Linked DNA regions of Mus musculus: region 1 is linked to region 2. Evidence: chromatin loops called from intact Hi-C (ENCODE). Cell type or tissue: heart. All regions are shown on one strand. Links, peaks and the distances in the headings refer to the core of each region. The heading gives the core; the rest is flanking DNA.

Region 1 (8,333 bases), core at 328-8,327, 130 kb after region 2:
ATGTTATATACACTAGGAAAGCATTTCACTTTCACTTTAGCAAAAAAAAAAAAACCTCAAGAGTTGTTGATACAGTAGTTCATCACAGGTTTATGATCATCACTATTATAAGTATGTAACACAAAACACTTTTTGGCGGTGGGCGGGTGGGGTATTTCATGTACCTATTCCAGAGCGTTCTTGCACTATGTAGCTGAGAGTGGCCTTAAACTTCACATTCACCTCCTGAGTATTGCAATTTCAGGCCTGCCACACCATAGCTTGCTTATATGGTGTTGTTGATAGAAACCAGGTCCTAAAGCCAGATAGGCAAGCACCCTACTAACTGACTTCTCCAGCTATTATCAATAGAAAATAATCTTGCTTTCAAGATTAAATTTAGTCCACAGAAGATAAAATGTAATCTAAAAAGAAGGGTGGAGTTGGGGAAGATGGCTCAGCATTTATTTGCTGTATAAGCACGAGGATGGGGCTGACGAGATGGCTCAGTGGTTAAGAGCACTGACTGCTCTTTCAAAGGTCCTGAGTTCAAATCTCAGCAACCACAGGTGGCTCACAACCACCCATAACGAGATCTGACGACAGCTACTGTGTACTTATGTATAATAATAAATCTTTGGGCCAGAGTGAACATGAACAGAGCAAGCAGAGGTACTAAAAACGCAATTCCTAACAACCACATGAAGGCTCACAACCATCTGTACAGCTACAATATACTCATATACATTAAATAAATAAATAAATAAATAAATCTTAAAAAAAAAAAAAAGCATGAGGACCTAATAAGTTCAGACCTCCTTTAAAAAAATAATCAAGACACATAAAATAGTGGATATCTCTAAACTCAGCCCTCTTACATAAAGAGAGGCTAGGACAAGAAAATCTCCACTCATGGCACATGGCTAGACTGGTGTACAAAGCAGCAAAGGAGATCCCTTCTCAAGGAGAACCACGCCCAAGGTTGTCCTGTGACTTCTACACAGAAAACGCACACATACACACCAGAAAAAACAAAGCAGCCTTGTTGGATCCACCCCGGGTTCTATTAATTCTGCTTTTATATGCTTTTCTCTCTTTGAATTAGTGCCTGATATACTTACAGCAGCCTCTCACTGTTATTGCCAAGTAATAATCCACACAGAAAAGTGCCTGAACAGCTTTGAGCATTTAGGAACTGAGCAAACTATCCCCATTGATGCACTTCCTTCTGTAAGGTGACTAATCAATATGGGTTCTCCAAAGACTCTTGCCACTCAGAAGGCAATTTAAAATAATCTGTTTAAATAATTAAATTTTAAATGTGAGTCCAGTGTTACATAATCCAGCTTCTCTATGTAGAGCTTGATTCTCGCAGTTAAATTTCTAGGAATTTATATAGCAACAATAATTTAGAATGAGGCTCCTGACCCACAATGCTAAATTTGCTGCCCGTTACACAATTTTTTAAGTTAGTTAATCAGTTTGTTTAGGTTTTTGTTAACTGTTGTTTTAAGACAGGCTCTTGCTATGTAGCTTTGGCTGTCCCAGAATTGTGCTGGCCTGGCTGGCCTCGAATTCACAGAGATCCACCTGCCTCTGCCTGCCTAGTTCTGGGATTAAGTGTGAGACACCATCTCAGTGTTTTCTTCTCTTTACGAAGATACTGCTATTTTCAAAATAGATGGGCTCAGATGAAATACCTCTCCACTCCCTTTGTTTCCCATGCAGCAAAATCAAAGATTAGAATAGAAGTTGGTTCTTTCTGGCTCTGGAGCCATATCTCATTGGTAAAGAATGCACAATGCTCTTCCCAAGGACCCTAGTTCAATTCTCAATACCCAAGTCAGGCAGTTCAGAACTTCCTGTGACTCCAGCCCCAGGAGATCCAACACTTCTGGTCTCCTGGGGGACCCACATTGACACTGATACATACACACTCACTCACTCACAAAAATTAAAAATTCTTAAAAAATAAAAAAGAGAGAGAGAGTTAAAGTTGGTTTGTCCCTGTTTCTTGCAGCTTATGTTATTAAAATGCAAGTTCCAAAAATTAACTTTTAAGGGCAAGCACTGCTATGTGAACTGTACAGAAACCAGTGGATTCGCATTTATTTACGACAAACTCTAAAATCAAATCGGCGACTCAAGAGTTAAAGTGATCCTAAACTCATTACCACACAGGAAAGGCTGAACTCCTCCAGCCATGGCAAAGAACAGCTCAAGGGTAAACTTTAAAATACTATGAATTTAGAGTAACCATTTATTGTTCTGGAAAGTTTCATAGAATCTCACCTAGTTTGCACAATGAAAGTTGATTTAAAAATAAAACTACCTTCACACGGGTCACTACAGTGAACAACTCAACTTTAGCTGGTGAACTAGGCAATCCGAAAGCCCTAACTCTGGGAAGCTTGTCATAAATATGGGGTTCTAGAATGCAGGTGGAACCTAGCAACCCCTTTAAAGTTTCATTTGCCCTTATCTTGCTTTGTTTTCCCACGCAAGAACCTAAATAGCCTTTAAGAATCAGACTATGAGTCAAGCTCTTTCCCACTGACCAAATCTTGTGACTGTTACCTCCAGTATTAACTAGAGAAGAAAAAAGGCAGGAAATCACCGCACATCACAATTTTGTTTTAAGAAACAGTAGAGAGAGAGAGAGAGAGAGAGAGAGAGAGAGAGAGAACGAGAACTTCGCGCTTTAGTCTTCATCATTCACTTCCATGGTAGAATTTCCTAGCCACTTAGAAGTTACTAGAACACAGTGGCCATCACTTACTCACTCAGGCAAAAGGGAATAAATGAACTTAGTATTTTACTTCATCCTTCGCCACATCCCTATCGCCTAATGATCATGTCCCACACACGCTCACGGTTTACAAGGCTAGAAAAGGGATGTGTGGGACCCAATACAATTTTCTTCCACTAAGATAGTTTTTTTTTCTCTCTTTAAAAATCGCTTCGATGTTGTCGTGAGCCGTGAAAAACCGATACATAACAAAAAGGCGAAATCCATCCCAGAATAGGAGCCCCGGGGAGCGCGCGCTCCTGTCCACTCTAGCTCGTGGAAACCAGAAAACTTAAACCAGGTGGAACGCCCCAGCAACTAGGCGACACGGGCTGCTAAACCAGGGTTCTAGGTCTCTCAGGGGTGTGACCAGGGGCCGGACCGGCAGTGACAAACTCTCGGTGCCACCAAGGACGGACCGGCGCTCCGGTCACCCCGGCCTAGCTCGGGTGGGTGGGGCAGGCATGGCCGGCCCGCAGTCCCGCAGGGGCGAGTGACCCGCTCACTTTTGTAGAAGCGCAGCGCCAGGCCGTAAAGCTCCTCCAGGCCAAAGCCCCAGTGCTGCTCCATCCGCCGCGCCTCCTCGGCCGCGCCCTCAGCCGCCGCCTCCCCGGGCTCCCGCTGCTGCCCCGAGGCGCCGGAGCCCAGTCCATTCCCCGGGGCCGAGGACGGCGGCGTCTGCGGCGGGGCCCCCTCCGCGCCGGGCCTCTCCTCCGAGTCCGGGCTCAGCGTGAGACCGTCGAGCGACACCTCGAGCTGCTCTACGTTCAGCTGCGCCGCCATCTCCGCTCGCAGCGCCTCCTCGGCGGGGACAGGCGGCGGCCACGTATCGACTTCCTGCTGACCTCTCACCTCCGCTCGCCGACACCGGAACTTCCGCCGCCAAGGCGGCTGGGGTTTGAAAGCGCCGGGTGCCCCGCCCCCGAGCGTGTGGGCCACGCCCTCCCGTGCCCTCGGCTTGCTGGGGACCTCACGCCCCTCTCGGAGAGAGGCTCACCCCACCGCCGTGGCCGTCCCAGGGAGCCGGGACGTCCCGTGGGGTTCGTGGCGGTCCGCGTTGGTCGGGGGTGTGTGAGGTGAACCCCAAGCAGCGGTGTTGGGGGTGGCTGCTGGTCGCGTCCGACCCTGCAGGGGACAACTGCAGAGACATCTGTGCAGAGTCGCTGTTGGGAAGTTGCAGGCCAGTTACGGAGTCTCTTGCAACTGCCAGACGGTCAGAGCAACTGCCGTCTTCATTTTAAAGTAGAAATCAGGCTTTCGTCCCCTGCAGTGTTTGTCCTCTCCCTTAATTTATGTTCGTTCTCCTAAGGGAGGGAACGGTTGACTATTTTATTTTTTGCTATGTAGCTCAGGCTGACTTTGAACTCACTCGTTAGCTCAGGTTGCCCTTGGTCCTCCTGCCTTAATCTCCCGAGGGCTTTGACTACATGTGCAAGCCATCAGGACTAGCAATAAGGACAGCATGAGGCCAATTCAGCTATCCATGCCACGAAAGTGTAGGACCAGAAGACAGAATCTCTGCAGTGTCGGGTATAAGAAAGTAGGAGGTAGTTAAGGAGAAACAGCCAGAGTACATAGCACTCTCCTTTCTGTTTGCTTTTGTTTTTTTTGAGACATGGTTGTAAGCTACATAGCCCTGGCTGTCCTGTCACTATGAAGGTCAGACCAGACTAGCCTCAAACTCATAGAAACCCACCTCCCTCTGTTCTCGAGTGCTGTATTCTGGGATTTTTGGTTCCGTAGCAGAGTCTTCCAATTCATTAAAAGTGAAAAATTGTAAGATTTTCATGCATACACTGGGCAAGCACTCCAGCTTAGGGCTCTTTCATTGAGCTGAATGAATGGATGAAAGCACACTTCAATTACATACAGTATCAGTTCAGCTCAACATGATTTAAGGACTACCTTGTATATCATATACTATGGAAAATACAAAGGACAGTAGTCGTGTCCTACCCCTCGGCATCATGGTCCAGGAGGTGAGTCCGTGCCAGAGCACAATAGTATGGCCAGGCTGCTGGAAGGTACCTTCTGCCTCAGCACCTGTGAGCGGGTTCCCTAGCTTCTGTTTCCTCTTGGTTTGTTGAAAACACTGGAGTCATGAAACTATGTGTTAATATGTGTTTCAAGAGGCTGTGACATCACCAGAGAGCCTACTAACCCATCTTGAAGTTTCTGTCACCTCTGTATAGTGTCAACATGGGACCCAAGACTTCAATACATGGCCTTTGGGGGGCATTCCATTCCCAAAGTACAGTAGTGTGTAAAGCAAAATGTAAAGGAGTTGGGGAGGATTGCACACCTGTAATCCCAGTGCTTGGGAGGCAGAGGCAGGCAGATCTTTGAGTTCAAAGCCAGCCTGATCTATAAAATGAGTTCCAGAACAGCAGGGCTGCACAGAGGAACCTGTCTTGAAACAAAACAAAACAAAACAAAACAAAACAAAACAAAACAAAACAAAAAATCAGAAAGGCTTTGCTGGCTGGTAGTTTTTAATAAAATGTGACCACCATTATGTGCAACATTAAAATATACAAGAGCCCTTACCCTAAGGGGAGCTCACAGGGTAGAGTGTGTCCCTGGAGTTGACTAGAACAATTGGTATCTACTTTAAATCTGAACTGTTTGGTAGCCTGTTAAAATCTGGAATTTTAATGTCATATCATCAGGTTTCTGGCTTACCTTAAAATGAAGCAATCTACTGGCTATGGGCCTAATGCTGGTGGTTAATGATATTAGCTGGTGTTATGCAGGTTTTAAGATGTGCCCTAAGTTCACAGCCATTTACTGTCTTATGTGACAGAGACTGTCCAAGCTGTTATCACGGGTCACATGACAAGATTGATTGCTGTAGTTATCTGTCTGGTCACTTCTCTTAGGCTGCTTCTGCACTCTAACTACATACCACAGCCTGGGTGGTTTATAACTAACAGCTCTTTGTTTCTGACAGTTATTACAGCTGAGATGCTCAAGATCAAAACACTGGTTGTTTTGAAGTCTGGTTGGTGTGTAGCAGCTTCCTCTTAAGATTAAAACAGTCTGTCCTACAGGAAGCTCCTTAAGCAGGGAGGCAAACAACTCAAAATAGCTTCAGGAAGTTTCTGAAACTGACCAGATTCAATAGATCCCTCTGGTCAGAGTAATTCACCTCAGATCAAAAGAGAGCTGAGCTAAGAAGGAGACTTTGAGACCAGATCAGCTGCCTGGAATAAGCAGACCAGCAGCCCTGCCTGGAAGACATTTAGACCAACTGCTGCACCTGGAAGGACCCTCTTTAACTGTTGAGCTGCCTGCAGCCTATGCAGTGAGCTTCAGGTTCCCAGTCTTGTGAGCTGTCACCCATGCTAGGGTCAGCCTTAGAGATGCAAGTGTCATTTCTGCTCTGTAAGAACCCCTCACCTATATTCCTATAAGCAACTCCAATAAAACTCATAGTTCACCAAGTTGGATTTGGGTGGTATCTGTGCTTTGGTTTGTTGTGGGATCCCAATCTGGGGTGAGTAGACCTGTGTGTTACCTCCCCAGGAAAGGTTTTGTCACCCGACACTGGTTAAGGGCCCACTTTCTGGTCTGTATGCATCCATGTTCTTGTTAATAGTTTCACACAGTGGAAAGAACGGAGAAGCTCTTTGTGGCCTCTAAGGATGGTTAGCTCATGAGGGTGATAACCATATGAGCTTCCCTAACACTACATTAGAGTGTCATTACATGGGGGTTAGACATGACATTCTGTCTGCAACACCATAGCAGGTGTGTGTGGCTTCTTTAGACAGAAGAGAGGCTGGGCATTTCGGGAAATAGCTGAAAGCCTAGCACAAAGGAGAGAAAGGGAAAGAAGTGTTTAAGGTCATCCTCTGCTTCATACCGAGTTTAAGGCCAACCTGGGCTCCCTCCCCCTCTCTCCCTCTCTCTCCCCCCCTGACCTCTCTCTCTCTCTCTCTCCCACACACACCTACCTCACCATCTCTAACTAGAAGGAGAACTCATCTCTTCCCTGGTTTTATCATGCAATGTGGATGGGTTTAGGTTAGTTTATCTCTTCAAAAGTGTTCCAGAAGCTCTACAGCTAAGTGATAAGACAGAATTTCCCTACAGCTGGCACTATGCTCCTCCCTGCCTGCGCAGAGCATCCCCTCACTTCTGGGGTGTTTTGTTTTGCTTTGTTTTTATGAGGCAGCTTTGTTTTTTATGAGGCAGCTTTCTCATGTATGTCAGGCTGGCTTTAAACTCCCTGTGTAGCCCAAGCTGTTCCCAACCTTAGGCAAATCTTCCTCAGTCTACTGATGGCTGATGTTACAGGTGTGTGCCACCACACCACACTTGGAATTCATTCCCTCCCTCCCTCCCTCCCTCCCTCCCTCCCTCCCTCCCTCCCTCCCTCCCTCCCTCCCTCCTTCCCTTCCTGCTTGCTTTCTGAGAGAGAGTTACATACAGCCCAGACTGGCCTAAAACCTGTTATTTATTGAAGAATGACATTGAGCTATTTTTTCTTTCTTTCTTTCTTCCTTTCTTTCTCTCTCTCTCTCTCTCTCTCTCTCTCTCTCTCTCTCTCTCTCTCTTTCTTTCTTTCTTTCTTTTTTGAGACAGGGTTTCTCTGTATAGCCCTGGCTGTACTGGGACTTACTCTGTAGTCCAGGCTGGCCTCAAACTCAGAAATCCACCTGCCTCTGCCTCCCGAGTGCTGGAATTAAAGGCGTGCGCCACCACACCTGGCCGGCTCTTTTTCTTTTTTTTTTTTAATTTTTTTTTTCACTTTTTTTTTTCCTGGTGCTGGTATTTTCTTTTTTTGTACATTAGGCCATGAATTCGTATGGAATGGGCTCCAGCAGCTCCGGCTCTTTTTTGTTAGTCCTCACAAAGTGTGCTTCTCTGGGTGGCGCAGGCTGGCGCTTCAGCTGCACCCAGGTGCCCTTCTCTTTGGCTTCCTTTTTCTTCTGATCATTCTCCTTCACCCGCTTCAGGAAGCTGTCCCTGCTCTTTGAGTGCTTGATGTGCTCAATCCGCACATTGATCCTCTTGGCCAGAATTTTGTCCTTAACCTCCTTGTTTGCAATGATGCCCACGGCATGCTGGGTGACATTGTAGACTCTTCTGGTTTTGCTGTGGTAGCACTTATGGGACATTCCTTTTTGAACAGTGCCCATTGATGTCTACAATATCACCCTTCTTGTAGATTTGCATGTATGTGGCCAAAGGAACAACACCACGTTTCCTAAAAGGCCTAGAGAACACGTACAGGGTGCCTCTCCTCTTTCCCTTTGTGTTCGTCATTTTGGTGAATTACTGGAAGATGGCTGCGGCGGCCAACTTTTTTCACTTTTTTAATTATTCGTTTGTGTATGACATGGAGCATGTCGGGGTCAGGGAACAACTTGTTCTCTCCTCCCACCATGTGTGGCTTACTGATCCAACCCAGGTCGTCAGGCTTGGCCACAATAGCCTTTACCCATCCATTTATCTGTCTCACTGGCCCAGCAGTGAACACTGGGTCCCCTTGCCTCTACCTCCCCAGACTCAGTCTCATTTGTGTTCTCCAGACTGGCTTCAAATTTGTGGGCTCAAGTCA
Region 2 (8,333 bases), core at 127-8,126:
GACCAAACCTGTGTTGGGTGCAGTTTCCTGCAATGGCCGATGCACCCTCCTCTCTTGCAGGTCACGTGACTCACTGTAGTGCATGCACAGGGCTCAGATCTAGCAAGGCAGAAGTCTCACTCATTTCTCCTGACCTCTATACACTGGGGGTCAATTTAATATCAAAACTGATCCAAAGCTTAAAATGCATATCACCCTGACGTGTGTAAGTGGGGAGAGAGGAGAAGGAAGAGTCAGGAGTACATTTTAGGTGGTTTTGTTTTGTTTTTAGTAGAGTGCTTATCTCAGTATGTTGCCTAGATTGTCTACTCAAACTTGCAAGACACCAGGATGTGCACTGCCACACTCAGTGAGAATTTCAGGTTTCACTCTAAATAAAACTACTGGCCTGGAAAGGTGACCATGCCTTTAATCCCAGAACATGGATGGCAGAGGCAGACAGATCTCTGTGAGTTCCAGGATAGCCAGGTCAATATACAGCCACAGTAGCCTTGGCCTTCCTATATCAATTAGCAATTAAGAAAACGATTCCCAGATAATCCCACAGGTCAATTTGGTAGAGACAATCCTCCAACAGAGACTCTCTTGGCTATGTCATCAAGAGAGCCTAACTATACAAAGAAGGTAATTACAAATTAATTGTAGAATAATGACAGTTCACCCACAGCAAGAGAAGGGCAGGCTGCACACAGGGCTGAAAGACAGAAGTGCTAATGTGAAGAGAAGCAATCTCTTTCCTTCTCAGTGATGGAAAGGTACAGGAGACACCACTGCAAACAAGAGATAGGGCTTCCCCAGCTGGGGACTGGGGGCATCTACACAAAATTAGGATAAAGGGTTGTTTAGTCCATGTAACTGTCTACCTTAAGTTGTAAAGATTCACCTCATATTGTTTTTAAACTAAAAACCACTTTAACATCTTTATATGTAATACATATTGTATATGAATTTTTTGTTTTGTTTTGAGACAGGGTTTCTCTTCATAGCCCTGGCTGTCCTGGAGTTCTCACTATAGACCAGGCTATCTTCAAACTCACATGCCTCTGCCTCCCTGACGCTGGTATTAAAGCGACTCACTCCAAATTTTTAAATAATTTTGAAAGACAATGTGAAAGCAGAAACTTTATTTCCAAACAAAATTGTTCAGAGAGGGGCAAAGACTGCATCAAAGCTGTACTTTAGTCAGAGAAGGGGCGCTTCTTCCAGCTGAGGAGGCACTACCAATGGACGCTCAGAAAGATGTTCAACCACCAAAGCAGCAGCCAATGATAGATATTTGTGGAGAGTGTCACACCGAAAATGAGATAAAGTCCAGGGATCCCATCAGATGCAGAGAATGTGGATACAGAATAATGTACAAGAAAAGGACTAAAAGATTGGTGGTTTTTGATGCTCGATGAAATGGGGGAGTTCAGAAGTGTCTTCATTCATACATTTGCCTTATTGATGTTTCTCTTTAATGTATAGCATTTGGCTTAGTTTACTTAATGACAACAACTGTATGCCTATGATTTCATTTAGAAATACAATTGTATTTTAATACTTTGTATAAAGGAAATTTTGGTTTAATATATGGCTTAATTTATTGTTTTTGTAATTCCTCACACAGTGAAGATTAAAAGTATCCCCCCCCCAAAAAAAAAAAAAGCTGTACTTTATTTCCTTTTTACAAAAAGATTTCCTTTTAAAATCCCTTTTCTGGCTGGAGAGATGGCTCAGTGGTTAAGAGCACCGACTGCTCTTCCAAAGGTCCTGAGTTCAAATCCCAGCAACCACATGGTGGCTCACAACCGTCCGTAACAAAAAATCTGATGTCCTTTTCTGGAGTGTCTGAAGACAGCTACAGTATACACACATATAATAAATTAATTAATTAATTAAAAAAATTTTTTAAATCCCTTTTCATTGTGTGTAAGTGTATGACATGTCTGTATATAAGTATGGGCATGTTGGTGCAGGTGCCTTCAGAGGTCAGAGTCGTCCACATCCCTGGGGACAGCTGGGGTTACAGTGGTTTGTGATCTGCCTGACACTGGTGCTAAAAGCCAAATCTGAGACCTCTGGAAGAGCAACCATTAGGCCATCACCCAACCCCTTGCTTTTCTAGTTAAGATTCCTGTCTATTGGGCTGGAGAGATGGCTCCATGGTTAAGAGCACTGACTGCTCTTCCAGAGGTCCTGAGTTCAATTCCCAGCAACCACATGGTGGCTTACAACCACTTGTAATGAGATCTGATGCCCTCTCTGCTGTGTCTGAAGAGAGCAACAGTGTACTCACATAGAATAAATAAATCTTTAAAAAAAAATCCTGTCTATTAAGTTTCTAGTAGAAAAAAGAATTTGGAAGAATTTCCTATTTTATCAAATGTGTAGATTATACATTTCCCAAATGTGTAGATTATAAATGTTCCAATACACTGTATTCACCCACACCTTTGCAGGATCAGCCTACCAGCCTAAGCACCAGAGACAACGTGCAGTCCACTAAGGTCAAATGTACTGACCCTCTGCCGTGAGGAGCTGCAAACAGAGAAACCATGGCAAATGTCTCCAGTTCCTAACAAGAAAACCAAGCATCGCTACAAGAAAAGAGGTTAAGAGAAACTTAAATGACCAACGTCAGGCTTGAACCGTTGAACACACCAGGCTCCTCTTCCCTTGGAAATACACATTTTGGATGCAGAATATTCTACTCAGGAACCCCTAATTGGAAGTTGTACACACACCTGGGCCTTCATGACAAAGGGCAGCAGAAAGTTGCTGTCTTACTGACACCTTCAGCAGCCGAATTCTTCTCATCTCCAGTTTTTAAAACCAACTTTTCCCCCAGCAAATAAGAAAGGAGTAGATTGTCAAGGTCCTTACAGCATTTTACTACTGCAGTATGTCCTTGGGAGTCTCCTATTAACTTGTAGTCACCTTTACTGATGTCTGTTAAGGCTAATGATCAACAGGGCAGAGGTCTTCCTCTCTCAGCGAGAGATAAAACTTCTTCATGGATCAGAACCGTTTTGCTTTAAAAAGTATAGCTTGAACTTGAACTATCTTGATTTTTCCTATTTCATCAAACTGTCCTTAGTAAGCTGCTTGCACTCACATTTACTGTTGTTAAGTAACAGACAGACTCAAATGCTCTCTGATAACTGCTTCTGCTTACCTGTTCTCCAAACTCAATTCTATTGGGGGTTTTTTCTGGATGTCTGGACTCCCATAGTCCATGTACAGTGCCTCTGTTAAATCTAAGGACGAGGTGATAGGAGGCTGTTTTGCTTTCAAGCAGGGTTTCACATAGTCCAGGCTGCCCCAAAACCACTATAGAGACGTGGCTAAGAACCCCCAAACCTCTCAAGTGCTGAGATTAGAGGCATACACCACCAGGCCCAGCCTTATTTCTGTGTCCTTTCAAAAAAGTGTATTTCCAACACTCCTCATTGTTAAGATTCTATTGTTTATGGATCAATTTTAAGTTTAAAAATAAAACTTGAAAATTATTCTTCAAATACATTGAAAAGTCACCTGTTTTGGAAAGTATCTGAATTCGAATGGCTAAAAAAAGGTTCTGTTTTTCTTACTAGACCGCAGAATAGAGAAGAAAACAAAGGCTAGATGTGGTGGGACACACCAATAATCCCAGCCCTCCAGTATGTTCAGAACATCCTGGGCTACAAGGAAAGACTTTCTTGTCCTTGTTTTTTAAAGGACAAAGAAATTAGAAAATCACATATTCTTCTTGGAACTCATCCAAGTCTCTTTAGGAACAGATTTGGTATTTTAACATTTGTTATGTTTCTACATAACAAGCAGAGAAAACAGACTACAACGAAGGCGCAGTCATACAGAAAAACTGTTCTATACCAAACGCCCAGATTAAAATTAGACTCAGGGAACCCAGTAAACTCTTTAGATGATTGAAGAGGTTTGAGATTTCCTAGTCAGTATAAGCCTGCTTCTTTGGGAATTAAAGCTTAAAACTTTAGAAGCACTTAACCAGGGTTTTATATCCACATGGCAGAGTCTAAAGAGGCCCAAGAATATCTGTGAGTGATTGGCTCTGTCAGGATGACTCCATATCCTTCTCTAACCGTTCTTTGGCCTGGATGGGTGTCCTGAGGGTCGGTAAGAAAGCATATTCCTATCTATAATGTGAATGTAAGAAGAGAACCTTAAAGGTATCATTTGGGGGGATAAAAGAAACAGAACGAGAGTTTGTAGTCGAGGTTGGACAAAGCGCAGTAAATGGACGGAGATTCTCTTACGACGTGGGGACAAAACAACGACTGCCATAGACTAGCAGAGGAATGTCCCCATATTAGTCAGAAACACCCAACGACGAACCCAGCCTGGCTTGGTGATCTCTTTCCCCCATTTCCCGGGAACCGCCATCCTCACCTGTTCCTGGCAGTGTCGGTAGATCACATCGCGCACGGAGCACCCAACCGAGGCACACGGCAGCGCCTTCCACACGGTACCGGGGCCGCGAACCCACGCCACCACCGCAGCCTCCGCCATTTCGTCTGGTGACGGAACCTCTGGACTGCGACAGGCACTAGGCGACACAGCCATCCGGTCGCATCTCGATGACGGAAGGCCTCGTCTTCCAGCGCCCCGCCTCCCGGGTTTCCACCACTCACCCCCGCCTTTCCGGAAGGCGGTCACGTGGCCCGGCGTCACGCGAGCTGGCGTGGGGGAGGGGGACAGGAAAGGCCTGCCTGAGGCCGATAAGACCGCGGAGCGCTGGAGCTAGGCGTTGCTAGGGGCGGTTGCTAGGGCGGGGCTCAAGGGACTGGCTATAAAGGGCGAGCTCTGGGCGCGGTTGCTGCGCTTGGGCTACAGCGCTTTGGCTGGGGGTGATAAGCTGCCCGTGGCTCCGCCCAGCGCCGCAGGCCAGCGCGCCACTCCGGTTTGTGCAGCTATTTTTGGGATTGGGAGGGCTGTGTCCCAGGCAGCCACTGCTTCCCGGTGCTGCGGGGAGAAAAACGGCTTCCTCTACCCGCGAGGCCTCCCAGTCCTAGAGAACGGCCCCCAGTGGTCCCCAAACCGCAGCCCCGGCCTGCGTAGTTCCCTAGAGGTTTATGTTCATTTCCTGAACCCCCCTTCACGTTCCTTCCATCACGTTCGGCTCGTTCCTATTTTTGCATGTTTGCGCTCTGCGCTGTCCCCGCTTCAGCTGTGTTTTCAAAATATTTCACAGCAAATGGGCCCTTGTGAACGGCAGGGGCGGGAGTGACGTTTATAGCCATACTGCTTCCAAAAACCCCCGCTGTAACGTTCTTTCTGTGCCCTGGGAACACTCGCGCAGATTTTACAGAGAACAACTTTAAGGTTCGGGTGCTGAGGGAGGCCCTTAATATTTAATATGCTGAGATGATGTTGTCTCTGAAATACTAAACAATTTAAAAGCTGCTAGCATGAAGCTGGGAGGATTATCGGGAGGATAACTCAGTCTCCTGAACACAGATGCCCTGGCCCGCAGAGCCATATTCTCGGCTGTTAAGATGCAGGCCGATGGAACTAATCGCTGAGGAGAAAGCACAAAATCTTGAAATCCTTTAACTGTGAAAATGAACAAAAATAGGACTTGCAGTTCTGTGGAGTTATAGATCTGTTGGTGCACACAGGCGGGAAAGCGGGCCTCCATGAAGATTCCAGGAGATGAAGAATAATTACACAAAGCATGTTGTGCATAGAAGCAGTATTTTATGAGTGTTGTAGTAGTAACCCAGAGGCCTACAGGCGTCTCATCCGATACGTAAGCAGGACAAACTGGGAAGCATGTGACCTTCCAGACAAACTGGGAAGCATGTGACCTTCCATCTTTTCCCATTCTGTCCGTTAGCATGTGGTCCTAACTGCTAATTTATTTTTTTCACCTTTTGGGAATCAAATGACCATTTCAAGAGCCTGGCAGCTTCTTCTTCTGCAAGGAACCAGATCATGGTCAGTTTAGGGTTATGTAACATTTCTTTGTCAGAATAATGCTTTGTAAGCTGGAAAGTCCCAGAAGGATTCCCTTCTAACAAGAAAAGTCCACGTCATTTATTACAACTATCTACTACTGCTCTCCAAAAACCTAATGTCTGAATGAATTCACTCTTTACCCCTCGGTTATATTTAAATCTCTGTTATGAAGAAGACCCAAGCAACCAGCAAGCATTTGTCATTTAAAATACAAAATAACCATTATTAGCTTTTCAAGGACACAGACCTCTTGAGCAATCTATAATCTGTTAAACCTTCACAATGAGCTCCTTACACCGTGAAATACACAAAATAGATGTTACATAAATATTAGTTGGCTGTTTGATGGATTACAGTCTAACTTAATTATTCCTGGTGTGCATCTAAAGAAACATATTTTCCACTAACTTAGGACATTCTACTCGGAGGATACAGAAACCAATTTGAATTGGTACCTATAAATTCATTTAAATAGTGAGAGAGAGAATGAGACTTCAGAGTTGAAAGGCATGGCCAAGAACATGATATATACTAACTGAGGAAAGAGCTAGAAACAACTGGTTAGCTTGGCTGCTGGAGCTATGTTGTCATACCCAGTGCCCAGTGCTGTGGGGTGAGGCTTGTGAGTGATTGTGTAAAAAGAGAGCCACCTTCCCCCATCTCATGGTTTCAGATGAAGAAATGACAGGAAGGCACTTGTATGGTTGTGACAAGTTAATGGGGGGGGGGGGGAGGTGGGGAGCAGTTCCTCAATTGCCAAATCCATGCAGCTGTGCCCTGTGCTCCTAGGACCACACTTGGCGCTCGTTCAGATAAGCCACACTGGCTTTGTTCCTGCCTGTGTTCCCAAAAGAATGACTCCAGCTGTACATCTGCTTTTTAAGGACCGGTTCAGCTGCCAGGAGAGAGACACGATGGGATCCTGAGGCAATGTGGAGTGATTGTTCACTGCCAGGAAATGACAGCACGAGACAGTGTTTGTGTGGCAACCCATGACAGGGGCTTGACGGAGCCAAATGGCACGTTGTTCTGCTCGAGCCAGAAGCAGAGCAGGGTCCTGGCACTTCCCACAAACAAGAGTGAGGCTCCCAAAGCAGTGACTTCTCCAGGTTGTGTCCATGTGTGACTCGCCAGACACTCTTCTGTGTTTCCAGCCATGTTCAGGCTCAGCGGGAAGGAAATACTGTTAATACCATTTTCGTGACAAAAGGACAATGGGACAAGCTGACTCCTCCAGTGCCACAAATGCAAAACTGCCATCAATTCCCAAATTGGCAAGTGTTGTATTATAGGATGGCTTCAGCCCTAGAAACAATGAGGTCGGCTAGTGGGAATGAAAAAGAAAAAAACAAAAAACCGGCAGCTGGAGAAGAGCCTAGAAGTCCACACTAGCGGCGGATGTGTGGAAGGCGGAGCCTGGAGCAAGCCCCAAGATGTTTGGCTGTCAGGGAAAGCAAAACTCCACTCTCCTTCTCTTATTGGATGGAAAATCACAGGAACTAGCAAGGGTGAGGTGGAAACAGAGGTAGAAAAGGGCTGTGTTTAAACACTCATGGTGGGAAAGAGAGGGCAGAAAAGGAGCCCAGGAGAGGGCCGAGCCGCGATCCGAGGCTGAATAACGAACCCCGAGCCTCCCTCATTGTACTGCCAGCAAGCACCTCCTTCAGGGTGGATTCCATAGAGTTTACATTATAACAAATCTCTAGCTTACAAAAACATTCTTTATCATTGTTCTCACCAACACCATCAAGTGGCTTGTTTCCTGGAGAAATCTGAAGGCAGGCTAAGAGATAGGTAAAGATGCTTGTGACCAAGGTCCATCCCCCAGACTCACATGGTGGAGAGAGAAACCTGACCTCTGCTACAAGCTGTCCTCTGACCTCCACATGCATGCTGTGCCCGAGCACATACGCAGACACACACAAATTAATGTAAATGTTTTGTAATGAAAAGATATTTGAGGGCTGAGGAGATGGTTCAGTGGTTAAAGGGCTTACCACACAAGCATAAAGCCTGAAGTTTGGGTCCCCAGAACCTACATAAATGCCAAGTGGGTATGACAGCCCACCTGTAATTCCAGCACTCAAAAATCAAAGACAAAGCAAAGACCAGAGACTCCCCAGAGCAAGCTACATAGCTAAATGAGCATGATCAGTGAGCACCGGTTTCAAGAGAGAGACCACTGCAATAAAGAAGGAAAGATGGAGAGGGATACAGGAAGGTTCCTGAAGTCACTTTTGGATTCCCACATACCCACAAACACACACACAAACATGAGGGGAAAAAAAATCAAAGAACTTTGAGCGGAAGGGGTAGGTAATATATCTTTTTTTTCCATTTTTTATTAGGTATTTAGCTCATTTACATTTCCAATG

The links. Hi-C counts contacts between places; a loop is a spot of excess contacts. Peaks named below come from ENCODE experiments on the same cell type or tissue, not always from the same donor. Only the 100,000 strongest peaks of a DNase experiment are listed, where the experiment ranks them.
Region 1: it touches region 2 in a loop (3.0-fold over the local background); 4 of 42 quality-filtered maps call a loop at or near these places.

The regions. Positions count from the first base shown.
Region 1 is chr1:180,721,319-180,729,651 of GRCm38, reverse strand. It overlaps Acbd3 (acyl-Coenzyme A binding domain containing 3), which reads right to left and starts at 3,609. Exons shown (of 8, transcript NM_133225.3): 1 at 3,274-3,609. The coding sequence starts at 3,550. In heart, for the core only: a CTCF peak has its summit at 3,561; a DNase peak (open chromatin) is centred at 3,721; H3K4me3 peaks cover 3,087 bases; H3K27ac peaks cover 2,004 bases.
Region 2 is chr1:180,847,349-180,855,681 of GRCm38, reverse strand. Sde2 (SDE2 telomere maintenance homolog (S. pombe)) reads right to left here and starts at 4,531. Exons shown (of 7, transcript NM_145943.1): 1 at 4,390-4,531. The coding sequence starts at 4,509. It also overlaps the pseudogene Gm20305. In heart, for the core only: CTCF peaks have their summits at 4,969 and 7,347; DNase peaks (open chromatin) are centred at 4,761, 5,625, 6,871 and 7,381; H3K4me3 peaks cover 3,998 bases; H3K27ac peaks cover 4,473 bases.